Regions from separate parts of the Mus musculus genome. Here region 1 is linked to region 2. Evidence: chromatin contacts called from ENCODE Hi-C or POLR2A ChIA-PET data. All regions are on one chromosome and are shown on one strand. The core of a region is the stretch at or near the end of the contact, and the rest is flanking DNA. Distances in the headings are between cores, read along the strand shown.

Region 1 (6,782 bases), core at 3,876-6,375, 38 kb before region 2:
GAGTTTGTTCTTTGGTGATGGTGTTTTCTAGTGCTGGAGATAGAATCCAAGGCCTGAGGCCTGCCAAGCTAGCACTTTACCTCTAAGCTACATCCTGAACTCTTCTTTGCTTTTAGTTTGGGGTTTTGTCTTTTGAAACAGGGTCTCGTTTGACAGTCCTCCTGCCTCATTCCCCAAGTGCTGGGATGGCAGGTGTGAGCCATCACACCAGGCTTCTTTGAGAATGAATTTGTGTTTGGAGGCTATTCTGAGAAAGCACTAGCTTTCCTGCCAGCTCCTGGCTTAGTGCTGTGGTGCGTGCGTGCGTGCGTGCGTGCGTGCAGTGCCCAGCTTCACAAACAGCAGCACCCCAGGTCTCTTGGGCTCATTCAGGTCTGCCTTCTCCCCTCAGGGCCTGCAGCATCCTGGAAACTCTGGTCCTAGTAGTCCTTCAGAAAGGGGCGGGGTGGGGGGTGCCTGCAGGAATAGTGAAGGCTGTGGGAGTAGACTCAAGGGGATTGAAAAGAAAAAGGAGAAGCTAGCGAGGAGCTCTCCCATGCTTACACCTGGATAAACTAATGCTTCACCTCACCAGCCGGCACCACTGCCCTGGTCAGCTGGTCTGTACTGGACTTACAGGAGGGTTACAAGAACGTCACGAGTGTACTAGGAACTGAACCTCAGTCTTCTACAGAAACTAAGCACTCTAAACCTCAAGGCCATCTCTAGCGCCTCATCATTTTCCCCTAACTTTTAAATTTTATTTTCTACAAAAATAAAAAGGCTTAGAATGGTAATTGGTAGAGAACTTACCTAGCAGATGTGAAACCCTCGCTGTTCTCTTCAGAACTGAGCGAGCGTGGTGGTACATGCATCTACCATCAGCTGCAGGATTCAAATGGAGACTAAAAGATGAGATGATCAGGGTCATCGTTGGCTCCGTAGTGAGCTCAAGGGCAGCCTGGGCTATATAAAGTCCTTGCCTCAGAAAAAAGAAAAGTGACATTCCCTTGCACCCCCTTAGAACAGTAGTCACGGTTAACCAGGGCCATGCCTGTTTGTTTTAGTTTTGTTTTGAGACAGAGTCATCGTGGAACTTGCTGTGTAGACCAGGTCTACCTCAAACTCACAGAAATTCACCTGTTGCTGCCTCCCTAGTCCAAAGACAAATTCCAGGACAGCCAAGGCTACACAGAGAGACTGTCTGGAAAAAAAACAAAACAAAACAAAACAGCAGAGTTCCCCCTTCCTGTAAAATGTCAGAGAAGAGATTTTCCTCTCTCCTCAGGGCCTCACCCTGCTGTTGTGTGTCCTCTGCAGTATTGAAACCGCTTACTGAAATAGCAGTCAGCCTTCATGTCCGTCTCAAAACCTTCGGGCTGTGTATTGTGGCACTGGGAATGCAGAGGCAGGTGATTTTTTTTTTCCTGAGTTCTGGGCCAGCCTAGTCTATATAGCAAGTTCTAGAAGACCCTGTCTCAAAAAAAAAAAAAAAAAAAAGACAACAACAAGAACTTGTAGTCATCAGCTCTGACTTTTATTTCTGCTCACTATCTTCAGCCCCATTGTTTCTGTAGAACAATACAAAGAGGAGCATGGGTAGAATGGGTACACTGATGAAACTTCCCTCACAGTACAGTGCTTTTGGAATGTTAAATGGGACTTCGGCTGAGGACATGACGGGGGGGGGGGGGGGGGGGACACATTTTTGCAGATTAGGAAATTAGGAAAACTGTCCAGGATCCTGGACTTGGTAACGCCCAGCTCTTCTGTTCATAAGGCTTTCCACAACTAGATGGCCAAGATGTGCCCATGGGTCTCAGTCCTGTGAGCCAAGTAGACCTTCCCGTGGGGTGGGGGGCTCACTGAACACCTTCTCAGCTGAGCAGACTGCTGACGGCAGGAGAGGCCTGCAGCTCTGCCTCCTTGATGGACCGCTGGACACTAGAGGTCCTTGTGGAGGAGGTGCCCTGGTCAGAGGCATTGGGATGCTTGGCTTCCTGACTTAAGAAGATGGCTGCTGAAACTAGAGGCTGGTCTGGAGCCTGTGTAATCTTTGCTCCTCCCAGAACATTTCTGTTTCCCTCTGCACAGCATGTGCCTCCCTAGCTGGGTTTTCCCCTCCATGCTGCTCCCCCCACACATCCCAATTTCCTGTTGTCGGGAGACAGCTGGGGTGGGGGTTAGGGGCTGCTGTTCTCATGCAGTCCCGCAACTGAGCTGGGAATAATTTGAAACTAAATCTCTAGCTCTTTGGAAGCTTTCACGAAATCCTTGCAAGTTTATTAACAACAGCTGTGGCCACACAAGAGCAGAATCATGGGGGAAGGGGCTGGGTCGGGCAGCAGCAGGCTTGCTTGCCTGTCATCTTTCTAGGGGGAAGGAAAGTCAAGCCAAGTCACAGGAGCCTGGCCAGCAGGCAAGCAGGTAATGAGAAATCAGACTGGGGTTTGGGCTCATAGGGTCTTGGGAGGGAAGGTCTTGTGCCAGGTACTCAGGCATGTATTTTAACCCACAAGCTGTGTCTGACCTGCAGGCACAGCCTCTGCCTCCGCTCCACTACCTGCAGTTTCTTTGTGCAGACCCCGCTGCATGGACAGCTGTGGTGCTTGTGGTTCAGGGACAAGCAGATGTCTCTGCATTTCCGCTCTTAATGAAAACTACTCTGGTGACTTCTTCCTCACTTCCTGTGAAATTCTAGAACTGCTAGGCCCTGCTTTCTCCCTCAAACTCTGGCCGCAACTCCCCACCCACCACCGGCCAGCCCTGTAGCCTCTCCTGGTGCCTTCTGTGTCCTGCTGAGCTCAGAGACCTCAAGGATGGGAACTAAAACCTCCCCGCCCTGCTTCTCTCTACTGCAAGTACGGGGCCTGCTGGATGTGAGGGGCCACATTTCACTTTCACCTTTGCCCTGCCAACCCTGGGGTGCTTCCCGCACTTCCTTCCCCATTGTCATCGAATTCAGGTGAGCTGAAGGCTTGTTTCTTAAGATAGCTGTAGGTGTCAAAGAGGCACTTCATAATTCACTTCCATGACAGCCTGGTATGTCCTCACCCTCTCCTTAACACTGGCCAGTCTCCCCCGACCTCCCTATCTTTTCTCTTCAGAAAAGAACACAGACAAACTTCTTCAGGCCTATAGCATGCTTCTATAGCCCAGGAGCCAGAGAGAGCATTGCCAGACTCCTCCCCACTGTGGCCTGTGACCACGGCAGACAGGTTGGGGGTGGGTTTCAAGATAGCCTGAGGACCGGTGGAGCACTGGGGTCTGTAAGTCTGAGTGCCCTCTGACTGACCCTGCTAGTCCCTGTGTGAGAATAGAAGCCATGGCGGAAAGTGGCCTTCCAGTGTGAAGTCTAGAATTTTCAAAGTCAAGCCAGAAAAAGAGGGGGGAAACATTAGAAATATACCAGAATGTTCTTAGGAGTTAATTATGTCTGGTAAGTGTTTTTGTTTCTTTGTTTGCTGGTTTGTTGGGTTTTATTTGTATTTTCTGTGCTGGAGATTACACCCAGGACCTTGATCATTCCGTACAACATTCTGCCATTGAGCTAGACTCTCCACCTCAGCAGTTGTGTTTGTTACTATAAACCAGACCTAGACTAGGGGACCTTTCGCTTGGGGCTACAGACCCAGGCGTGGATCTAGTTCTCACTCACTCCCCAGCCTGTTCTTTTGAAGGGACTCTGATGACTGATGGTGATTGTCAATTTAGCACACCTGGGGAGAGGGAGGGACCCGCAACTATGGAACTGCCTCCATCAGGTTAACCTGTGGGCATATATGCTTTAATGCTTTCTTTTTTTTTTTTCCTTTGATTATTTATTTATTTACTTAATTTATTTTAATACAAGGACTCACTGTGTGACTTTGAACTGGCCTTGAACTCACTATGTATATCATGCTGACCTCAAAATCTTAGAGATTCACCTGCCTCTGCCTCCCAGTGTAGGGTTAAACCATGTACTACTGCACTCAACAAATATATAGAATATGCTTTTTTTTTTTTTTTTTTGGTTTTTCGAGACAGGGTTTCTCTGTGTAGCCCTGGCTGTCCTGGAACTCACTCTGTAGACCAGGCTGGCCTTGAACTTGGAAATCCATCGCCTCCCAAGTGCTAGGATTAAAGGCATATACCCGGCTTTATATGTGATACTATTTTAAAGGTTACTTGAGATAGGATCTCACTATAGAACCTGAAACCAGCTATGTAGAGCAGGCTGGCCTCAAGCTCAGAGATCCTCCTTGCCTCTGCCTCCAGAGTGCTAAGATTAAAGGTGTGTACTGCCATTGCCTGGCCTTTTTGTTTTGTTTTGTTTTGTTAATTTATCTTTATTTTGTGTGTTTGACTGGGTGGGTACACATGTGCTTGCTGTCCACTACACTCAGTGAATCTCCTGGAACCAGAGTTACAGATGGTTGTGAGCTGCCATGTGGATGCTGAGAACAGCATCTGTAAGGGCAGCTAGTGCTTTCAAACCACTGAGCCATCCCTTTTATTTTTCTGTGTGTGTGTGTGTGTGTGTGTGTGTACACTCATGTGTTCAGGGCCGCAGGCATCAAGAGTCTGTGAGTCTGGGTTACAGGTGCTTATGAGCCTCTCTCTCCTCCCACCATGGGTGCTGTGAGCCAAACTGAGTAAGAGAAGCTTGTGCCCCAGTGTATACTGTGTCCGGTAACTCAGCCAACCAAGAGGAAGGAAATTTGTGAGCAGGAAAAACAGCATCTTTTCAGAGCAAGGCGGAGTCTGAATGAAGTAGACCCCTCACTTGTAAAGCGTATTTGCCTGTGACAGGGCTGATGGAGGTGATTCTTCAAGTGAAAGTCCCTCTTCCCAGGTGAAGCAAGTTGACAACCAGAATTAGCCATCACAGAGCCCTTCACTTCTTTGGCACAACAATTTTCTGAAAAAACAGGCTTGGCATGGGATTAGGGCTAGACCCCAACCTGGAGCTGGAGCCCCAAAATTGTAGCTCTTGTAGCCATATCCACTACTGAACCCTGTGGCTATGGCCAGACTCCAGCTTCCTGTAAGTGACTCAGCCTAAAGAACTTGAGGACTGACCTGTGATCCTGCTCATTCCCAGCCTGTCATCCTCTTTCCGCCTATTGTTCCTATTTCCAGCAGTGCCATAGCAAGCCCTTTTCCATCGTCCCTCACTCAGGTGGCCTAGACTGTCCCCTAGGGCCTCCAGAGATCCTTCTGTTTACAGATCAAAGGGCACAAATAAACCCTAAACCCCAGCCCTCCCTCCTTTTGAACAGTACAGATTTTTCTTCAGTTGTGATAAAGTGGATATTAGGTAAAATTGTCTGTCTGCCCAGCCTGCCTTAGCCTGAGGAACTTAAGCTGAAGGGAGATTGCTGGGTAGGGACCCTCCACCCAGAGAAGTGGGAAGTGACCAGAATACACAGACTGGCTGAACGGAGGCTTTTTCTGTTTAAAAAGAAATCCTTTTAAAGTTGTTAACACAGCAAAAGCCATCTGATGCAGCCCTTTGCTCGGAGTTGTTTGTTTGTTTGTTTTTGCCCCTGGAACTCACAGACTTTCCCCATCTGGGTGGGGATCGCAGGTCTGTGCCCCATGCCTTGCTCATAGCTGAGATCTCAGCTGCCTGACCAGCAATTTACTCATGATTCCTCATAAATCATACATGAGCCCCATCATTTTGGTAGCAGGGACTGGCATAGACGCCAAGGTCATCTGCAGACTCCCAGACTGATTGAGGGCGAGTGGCCTTAAGGACCTTGGCCCCTCAGGGAGTGATCAAAGCAAAAGAAGGAGTGAGAGGAAAGGCTGGGTGACTGCTTCCCGTGCTCGGGAAGGACTCGTGATCAGCAAGCTGGGCTTGGGTCGAGAACGGCTCGCTCCCTGGCTAGGGCTATGCAGAAGGAAGAGGAAGAAAGGCACCCCACAGTATTAGTCCATTACTGTGGCCTGGCCACAGGAAGCCTGAGGTGGACCTGAGGCAGACAGCAGCATGCAGGTGTCTTCATAAGCAGCCTAGACCTTGTATCTGTTCCAGCCATCCTCCATAGACACAAGGTTCTGTCTAGACAAAGTCAGAGGTGCTGTGTTCAGGCTCTGCCTTGTTCTGAACAGATGCTGGGTTCTCTCCCAAATGCTTTAAATTCATGGATCTGGAAGGCCAGCTATATTACTCTTCCTAATTAAAATAGGACTCTGGGGAGCCAAGGTGGGCAACCAGTCTTCCCTGCTCTGAAATTCCATAGCAGAAGTCCAGGGTGAAAAGCCAGCTATAACCTGTGCTCAGGATTGAGATGTGTTGGTCCTGTAAGGGACCAGACTGCTTCTGTCCTCACCTTTCCTATACCTTTCAGGACAATGCACGGTGTACACGAACTGGTTCACAGGCTAAGGGGAGAAGGCAAGTAACCCTGCCCTTAAGCATTGTAGACCTGGAGGACACTGGGACATTCGGCATTCCTTAACTTGATGTTCTTCCTAGTCCACCTTACCCAACCAGGCATGAGCAGCTCACTCACTCTGGGACCTCAGTCTCCGCTCTAAAGAAATGAGAATGAATGGGGAGGCAGGGGATTGTTTAAAGCTAGGGTGTTGTATAACCAAGGTTAGTCTTGGATTTACTGTGTAGCTGAAGATGACTCTGAACTCTGATTATCCTACCTCCACGTCCAAAGTGCTGGGCTTATCGCTATACTAGATCACACCCAGACCTGGAGTGTGTGATTTCTAAGTACTGTATGTACCATTAGAGGCCTTAGCTGTCGCCCTAGGAAGTACAGGCGGCACCACACTTAGGCGTACAGGGATGAAGGATG
Region 2 (6,828 bases), core at 2,764-5,263:
TTGCTATGGTAACAGGTTTTCTGTGGGATTTTTTTTTTTTTTCAGCAGCAGCAGCACAGAAAACCTGAGTCACTGGCTCCTAGGAGCCCACGGAGGGGGCGTGGCTGTCTTCCAGCTTCCTAGGCGTCTCTGCGGTGACTCAGAGGGTCCTCTAACCCGCAACCCCCTTCCTGGGCTTAGCTGTTTGCCAGACTCCCTAGCGTTGTTGTTCGAAATAAGCAATCCTCACAACCCAGAAGGCGGCTTAGTTTAGAACCCTCCAGGACTTCACCGCCCAAAGTCGTACAGTGCTCAAAACTAAGCCATTCCTCGACCCAAGAGGGAAGCCGTCAAAAGGATACCCTACAAAGCCCAGCCTCACCTGTCACTCATTCTTAGCCAGCCGCCCTAGAAATGATGGGGACAAAATTCTTTGAAAGCATTAGAACCCAACAAGTAAGCCAGGGTGGGCAGTGTGGGGAGACATAGCACGGGGTCTCCTTGAGCCAGCAGGGGCTTGGGAGGGTCATGAGAAGCAAGGAGGAAAAGACCCTACCCACTACCCCCCATCCTACTCTCATAGGATCTCCACCTCCCAGGAAGATCCTGGCTCAATGTACCTCTGTGCTTTCAGATGGGGAAACTGAGGCCAGGAAGCCGGAAGCAGCAAATCTGCATGGAAGATTCACAACCCCAGACCAGATTGAGCCTTCCCTCTCCCTACTCCTGGCTAGCAGTTCAACACGTGTTTCCCCGAAGCCCAGCCCCGCCTCCCTGCCACGCAAGCCTGCCCAAAATGGCCTCCCCGGCACACCCACCCAACAGCTCACCCTCAAAAAGCCGGGGGAGGAGTTGGCTGACTTGGGAATGAGACTTGGACCCAGACATAGGAGGGCAGAAGAGGTCTGACTGTGTGTGACCCCAAGTTCCCATCAGATTCTCACCCCTTCAATTCCCGCCCCCTCCTGCCGCATCAGTGTGAATCATGCACAATCATGGCACCCTCAGAAAAGGGTACCTGTCCAGGCTCGCAAAACACACCCTCTAGCTCCTTTCAGGCCCCAAGGGCCCAAGTCACCTGTGCCTTGCCTAACCTTCCCCAGGGCACAAGCCTCGGCCACAGCTCTGTAAGCAGAGAGCTGGTCTCTCTAGGCTCTGGAGTACTCGTCATCTGCAGGATTCCCTCCAATCCCAGCCTTCCTCCTAGCTATGCAGGGCTTCTCTATTTGCAACTCCCTGCCTCCGGGCCTTTGCTGAGGCCCCTGCCTGCAAAACCAGTCCATAAACTTGGTGCATGCTCATTTCTATTCACTCTCCTGGGGCAGCTCCTGGGTCCTCAGAAGGGACCCCAGATCTTTATAATCTACTACCCCGATCCTGTACCCCCAATCTTCTGCTTTACATACCAGTCACATTCCCAAGAGACGTTTACCGCAGCTCGTATCTCAATGTTTGCTAAACAGGTGGGAACTCTGACCCCCTCGCCCAGCACTGTGAAACAAGAGAGGCCATGGTTCATTGGTGTGTGTGTGTGTGTGTGTGTGTGTGTGTGTGTGTGTGTATAATGAGAGAACATTCTGGCATCAAGTACACCCAGTTCAGCATGGTGCTGACTTACTGTGTAACAGTAAGCAAATGGTCGCACTTTTCTGAGCGTTATTCAGCCAAACTCAAGCAGGCCCCACCCAAGGCTTTGCCCTCTGCATTGGGGGAGGGGGGTCTTCCTCCCCACAGACTGGCTCCCATCCAGCTATCTCCAAAGCCTGGGGTTCAGTTTCCCAACCAAGGAAGCGAGATCTCACAAGCCCCTACCAGCAGGCAGCAAAGACCCTTTGAAGAGTCGGGGGTACGCCAGAAAGGAGGCGCCTACTTGTACCATGCCCATGCCGGTCGGAAATGGCCTGCCAGCCTGCTGGAGGCCCTGGATGGGGACAAATAGAGCTGCAAACGGTTGTTCCCAGCCAGAGAGGCCTTGGGGACCGGTTCACTCGAGAGTAGAGGCTTTTGGAGGGACACTCCGCCGAGTGCCGGACCGCAAGGCGTGCATAGGAGGGCAGGGAGGGCGCCTGGCGCGCAGCCACCCGCGCCACGCCGCCTGCCAGCCGGGGTGCGAAGGAAGAGCCAGGCGGCTTCACTCCGCGCCTTCTCAATGAACCCTGGACCAGGGACAACGCCTGGAGGGTTGGGGGTGGCTCTTCCGCAGAGGGACCCGCCTAAGCCGATCCCCTCCCCCAGCTCCGCCGCATCTGGTTTTCCCATCTGCAGAGCCTTAGCAGGACAAAGGGGACGAGGGAGGGCCCAGCCGTGGCGACCCGCCCCCCTGCTCACAAAGGCCGCGGCCCGGAGCGCCAGGCCTTAGCGAGGGGAGATGGAGTGGGGGAGGGGAAGCCCCTACGGACAACCCCACCACCACCAAGAGTCGCAGGGCCGACCCCGCCCAGCACACCCCGCCGGGATCAAAAGCCCCTCCAACCTCCTCTATCTCGCCATTTAAGGCGGGGAGGGCAGGGGTGACTGTCCCCTGGCCCTCCAGCCAAAGGCCCGCGAAACGGGAGAGGACGCACGAGGAAATGAACAAGGGGGGGTGTAGGGGGAACCCTTCCTCTCCAAGACCTGGGACAGCCTATCCTAAAGAATCGGCTCATGAATGGGGATGGCTCAGACTGGGAAGGAAGAGGAAACGGAGAAGATCTAAGCTAGGTCTATGGAGTCCCACGCCCCCAGCCGGGGGGGGGGGGGGTGGTGGTGGACAGTATTGCTTTAGAATGTGTTAGGCCTTACCCACTTCCCCACGTCACCTTCTCCCAGCAGAAGAAGCCTACGTCCTGAACAGAGGGGTGGTACATGCCTTTATTCCCAGCACAAGAGACAGGAAGGAAGATTTCTGCGAGTTCGGGGCCAGCCCAGTCTACATAGCGAGTTCCAGGATAGCCAAGGCTATCTGGTGAGATCAGATCTTTCAAAATAGAAGCCCACCTCCTCATGGCGGAGCCCAGAGGCCTGTGAGCCTAAAGGGAGCCCAGGAGGAAATAGGGAAATAGAAGGAGTGCAGAGATGCTTTTGTGCACTGGGTCAGGACCCAAGGGAGGGGACATGTCCCCAACTCACCCTGGCGCGTGGACACGTTCCTCTCGTTGGCCGCCTGCAGCACCACCTGAGCGCAGCTCTGTTCCAGGGCGAAGAGCTCATCTTTGCCCACCTTGGTGGCCTTGCCAGCCTTGAGGGTGCCGCTGGGCCCGGACGGAGCCAGGTAGCGACCTTCGCAGTCGCGAAAGGCCACCTTGCCGGAGCGGAACTCCAGCGTGAAGCCCGTGGCGGGCTCCGGCCGTGCCACAAGGCGCCCGTCGTGGCGCAGGAAGCGGTGGTCGGACGTCTGCACACTGTAGCGTTGGTCCTGGAAGGCCAAGGTGATGAGCGAGTCGACGCCCCAAGGCACGTCGCGGTCTACCGCGATCTCGTCGGCCGGCCGCGCGCTCAGATGCGCGTAGCGCTTGCGGGTAACGCTGTAGATGTTAACCTGCGGGTGCATGGCGATGTGCACGCTCCACTTCTCGGCCGGCGACACGCTCTGCGCGAAGCAGGACAGGCGGTCCTCGGTGCCGCCAAAGTAGCGCCGGTGAGCCTCGGACTGCAGCGACCAGCGGCCGTCGTCGTGCGCCACGACGAGAAAGCGGCAGTCGCCGTCGGGCACCTCGCGCTCGCAGGTCACGTTGCCGTCCTTGTCGGCGGCCAGGTAGCGACCCAGGTGGCTGCGCAGACACACGGCCGCGCTGCCCGCCTCATCGGGAGGTTGCTCCAGCGTCCAGATCTGCTTCTTTTTCAAGCTACTAGCGGATGCGTTCACCTTGAACCCGAACGCCTCGGCTGTCAGGTACTTGTTGCCGCAGCTGATGAGCCCGAACTGAATCTGCACAGCCTCTGCCGTGCCGTTGGCGGTCATGGTGGCGGAGGGCGGCCCGGTGGCCCCGGGAGCTTGGATAGCTGTGCCCGACCTCCTTTGTTCAACACGGCTTAGCCCGCTGCAGTTCTCCACAAAGCCAGCCCGGCGGCGCCCAGGGTTTTATAGGAGGATGACGTCACCGTGGCCACGCCCCTACCCGGGCCTGCCGGGGAGGGGGCTCTGCAGCGCGCGCCCGGTCCCCTGCGCTTCCCCGGAGTGTTTTTCTGGGGTTTAAGACCGGGTTTCACTCTGTAACTCAGACTAGGCTTGAAGTATCTGTGTGGCTCAGGCTGGACTCGAACTCATAGCAGTCCTTCTGCCTCTGGCCCGTTCGTGTTTGCTAGTCCATTTAACTGTTCCTCCACAGTCGTGCTCTGCAGTAGTTGGCTGATCTCCAACTTTCTCCTGCTCTCTGAGGCCATCCTGAAACACCCCTACCCCCAAACCCAGTCGATGGGAAGGACCAGGTTTAAGATAATGATCCCTTCAGGATGGAGGGAGGGTCCAGGGTGTACCAGGAAGTAGCCTTAGAGCCGGTCCTTGAAGAAGCCAGAGACGCCAGAAGGGTCTGGGGTAGAAAGGAGGTTAATTTCTAGAGAGGCGCATGCAGAGCCCTACCTGCCCCGCCCGCCTCAGGGTTTTTCAAGGCCTTGTAGCCTGGGCCTCCTGAGCAGAAACCGAGATTTCTATTCCCGGGTCAGCATAGAGTACAGCCACCTTGCTGACTCTAAATAAATTGTGGTAACTGTGGCCCAAGTCAGTGGCCCACAAAAGTCCCTACTGTGGTGATGCTCAAGCCCCGGGGTGCTGGTCTACCAGGAAGCAGGGTAGGTAAGGCAGGAATAGTGGTCTCTGTTTATGAAGACATCAGAAAAGCAGGTCAGCTCCCTAGAATGGCACAGCCCCAATGTACCTCCTAACTGCAGCCCCTCAGGGTTCCAGACCAGAGGGACATTCCCACAAACACCACCTCCCACCTCCCACCACACACCACCCCACGTAAGAACACTTCCCTTTGAGTTTCTGGAGGACTGAGACTTCTCCTGGGACATTCCCCACATGCCAGGCAGGCCCCTGGAATGCTGGCCCTACCCCAGGCTGCCCACAAGATCTGGGCCCCTGGCCCTTCCCAGCCACAGGCTGGGCAGGGTACTGAAACTGACCAGTCTTCACGGTGATCTGTGTCCAAACGCATCTCTGTCCCAGGCAAACCCCTCCAGCGACCATCAAAGGGGAAGGGGAGATGGCATGGCTTTCCCATCATCAAAGGTCAGTCCTGACAAGTCCCTAGAATCCTTGCTGGGACATCTAGTTCCTCCCTTAGAGGTCACAGGAAAGGTCACCAAGTTCGCGGCCGATAGCCAGCCATCCTCTCCTGCTGTGGGACTTTGCACAGGTTACTCTCACTCTCTGAGCTCTCCTTCCTCTGTAATAAAGACACATATTCCTGGGTACAGTGAGTCACACTTGTAATTCCAGAACTTGAGAAGCAGGGACAGGAGGATTGCTTTGAGTTTAAGACCAGCCTTGAGGGAGCAGGTCAGAAGACTGGAAGCAGTAACAGCCAAAACCCGATACTGAGGGTGCCCTCTCTGCCATCCGGTACTCTGTTCAAACCTGTTTAACCCAGAGCATCGCATCGTGGGCAGAATCGGACAAGTTGGCCTCATTACACACCAGGCTGTTAAGGTTAAGTCAATGCTGCTATGTGTCAGGGCTCCGTGAACGCTCTGTATTGATTAGTCACTGAACTTCACGTCAGGGCATGGGCGTGCTGGCCATCCGAGAGCTTTAGGCTTAAGCTATGGGGGATGCCTGGGTGTGGTAAGGCAAACGCCAGCACACCAGAGGTAAAGGCCGGAGAACCGACAACACAAGGTCATCCTAGGCCTCTGAGATGACCTTGAATGCCAGGCCAGCCTAAGCTATATGAAACCTTGCCTCAAAAACCCAAAGCTGGGAGCTCGGAGGGTAAAGGCACGCTCCCGGGCTGAGGGGCTGAATTTAGTCTCTAGACCATCATGATGGAAGGCAAAACCAACTCCCTTAAGTTGTCCACTGACCCTTCCCATACTGCCCCCTCTCACTTCATGTACACACACACACACACACACACGTAAATGCAAAAGAAAGGCCAGTTGTGCAAGCATGACCTCACCTATAAAGCCAGGCCTGTGGTGCACATCGAAAAGCCCACCCTGAGCGGTCGGCTCAGTCAAATCACTGAACTCAGCTTCAGTACGAGGGACTCAAATCTAAGGTGGGGCTCAGCAGTGAGCGAGCTCCTCTCAAGCACCCTAGTTCAGTTCTCAGCACCCGTGGGGGCTCACAACCACCTCTAACTCCAGTTCCCAGAGATCCAACAGTCTCTCCTGGCCTCCTCAAATCCCTGCACCCACAAATCTTTTTAGAATTTTAAACTGGGTGGTAGTGGTGCACACCTTTAATCCCAGTACTCTGAAGGCAAAGGCAGGTCTATCTCTGAGTTTGATGCCGGCCTGGTCTACAGAGCAAATTCCAAGATAACTGGACCTACATAGTGAGACCCTGTGTTAACAACGGAGGAGCTAGTCAACGAGATGTCTCAAGCAAGCGAAAGCGCTGGATCCAGGTCTTAGACCCACACAGAGGGAGAGAAGTGACAGCCACAAGTTGTTCTCTGACCTCCACACATGTGCTGTGGTGTACAGTGCCCACAGCCGCTCACACACAGACAATAAAACTAAGGTGGAGAGCTCTGGAGAAAGTTACCCATCACTAACCTCTGGCCTATACATACATGCTCACATGTATACACACACACACACACACTCATGCACATACATATACACACATGCTCACACACATGCACATAGTACACACACACACACACAAGCAAACACACGTGCACACATACACACATTGAAAGA

What was found. Hi-C counts contacts between places; a loop is a spot of excess contacts on that map. ChIA-PET counts read pairs that join two places held with the same protein, here RNA polymerase II (POLR2A).
Region 1: a map of heart shows a loop between it and region 2 (5-fold over the local background). The contact joins the enhancer-like site here to the promoter of Fscn1 in region 2. A Hi-C loop is called at or near these places in 5 of 37 maps with a recorded cell type or tissue (heart and mouse trophoblast stem cell). POLR2A ChIA-PET finds 5 or more read pairs at or near these places in 4 of 5 experiments (Patski and embryonic stem cell).

The regions. Positions count from the first base shown.
Region 1 is chr5:142,996,679-143,003,460 of GRCm38, reverse strand. The region is part of intron 15 of Rnf216 (ring finger protein 216); the gene reads left to right. Among named protein-coding and RNA genes, the nearest start is that of Gm43380, 39 kb to the left of the region's middle. RefSeq lists an enhancer at 1,339-3,629. Within about 2 kb of position 5,125, at least 1 of the 3 ENCODE cell types and tissues checked has a DNase peak (open chromatin) inside an H3K27ac peak, as active enhancers do; it is heart, where a contact is called at or near this core.
Region 2 is chr5:142,957,540-142,964,367 of GRCm38, reverse strand. Fscn1 (fascin actin-bundling protein 1) reads right to left here and starts at 4,013. Exons shown (of 5, transcript NM_007984.2): 1 at 3,088-4,013. The coding sequence starts at 3,919.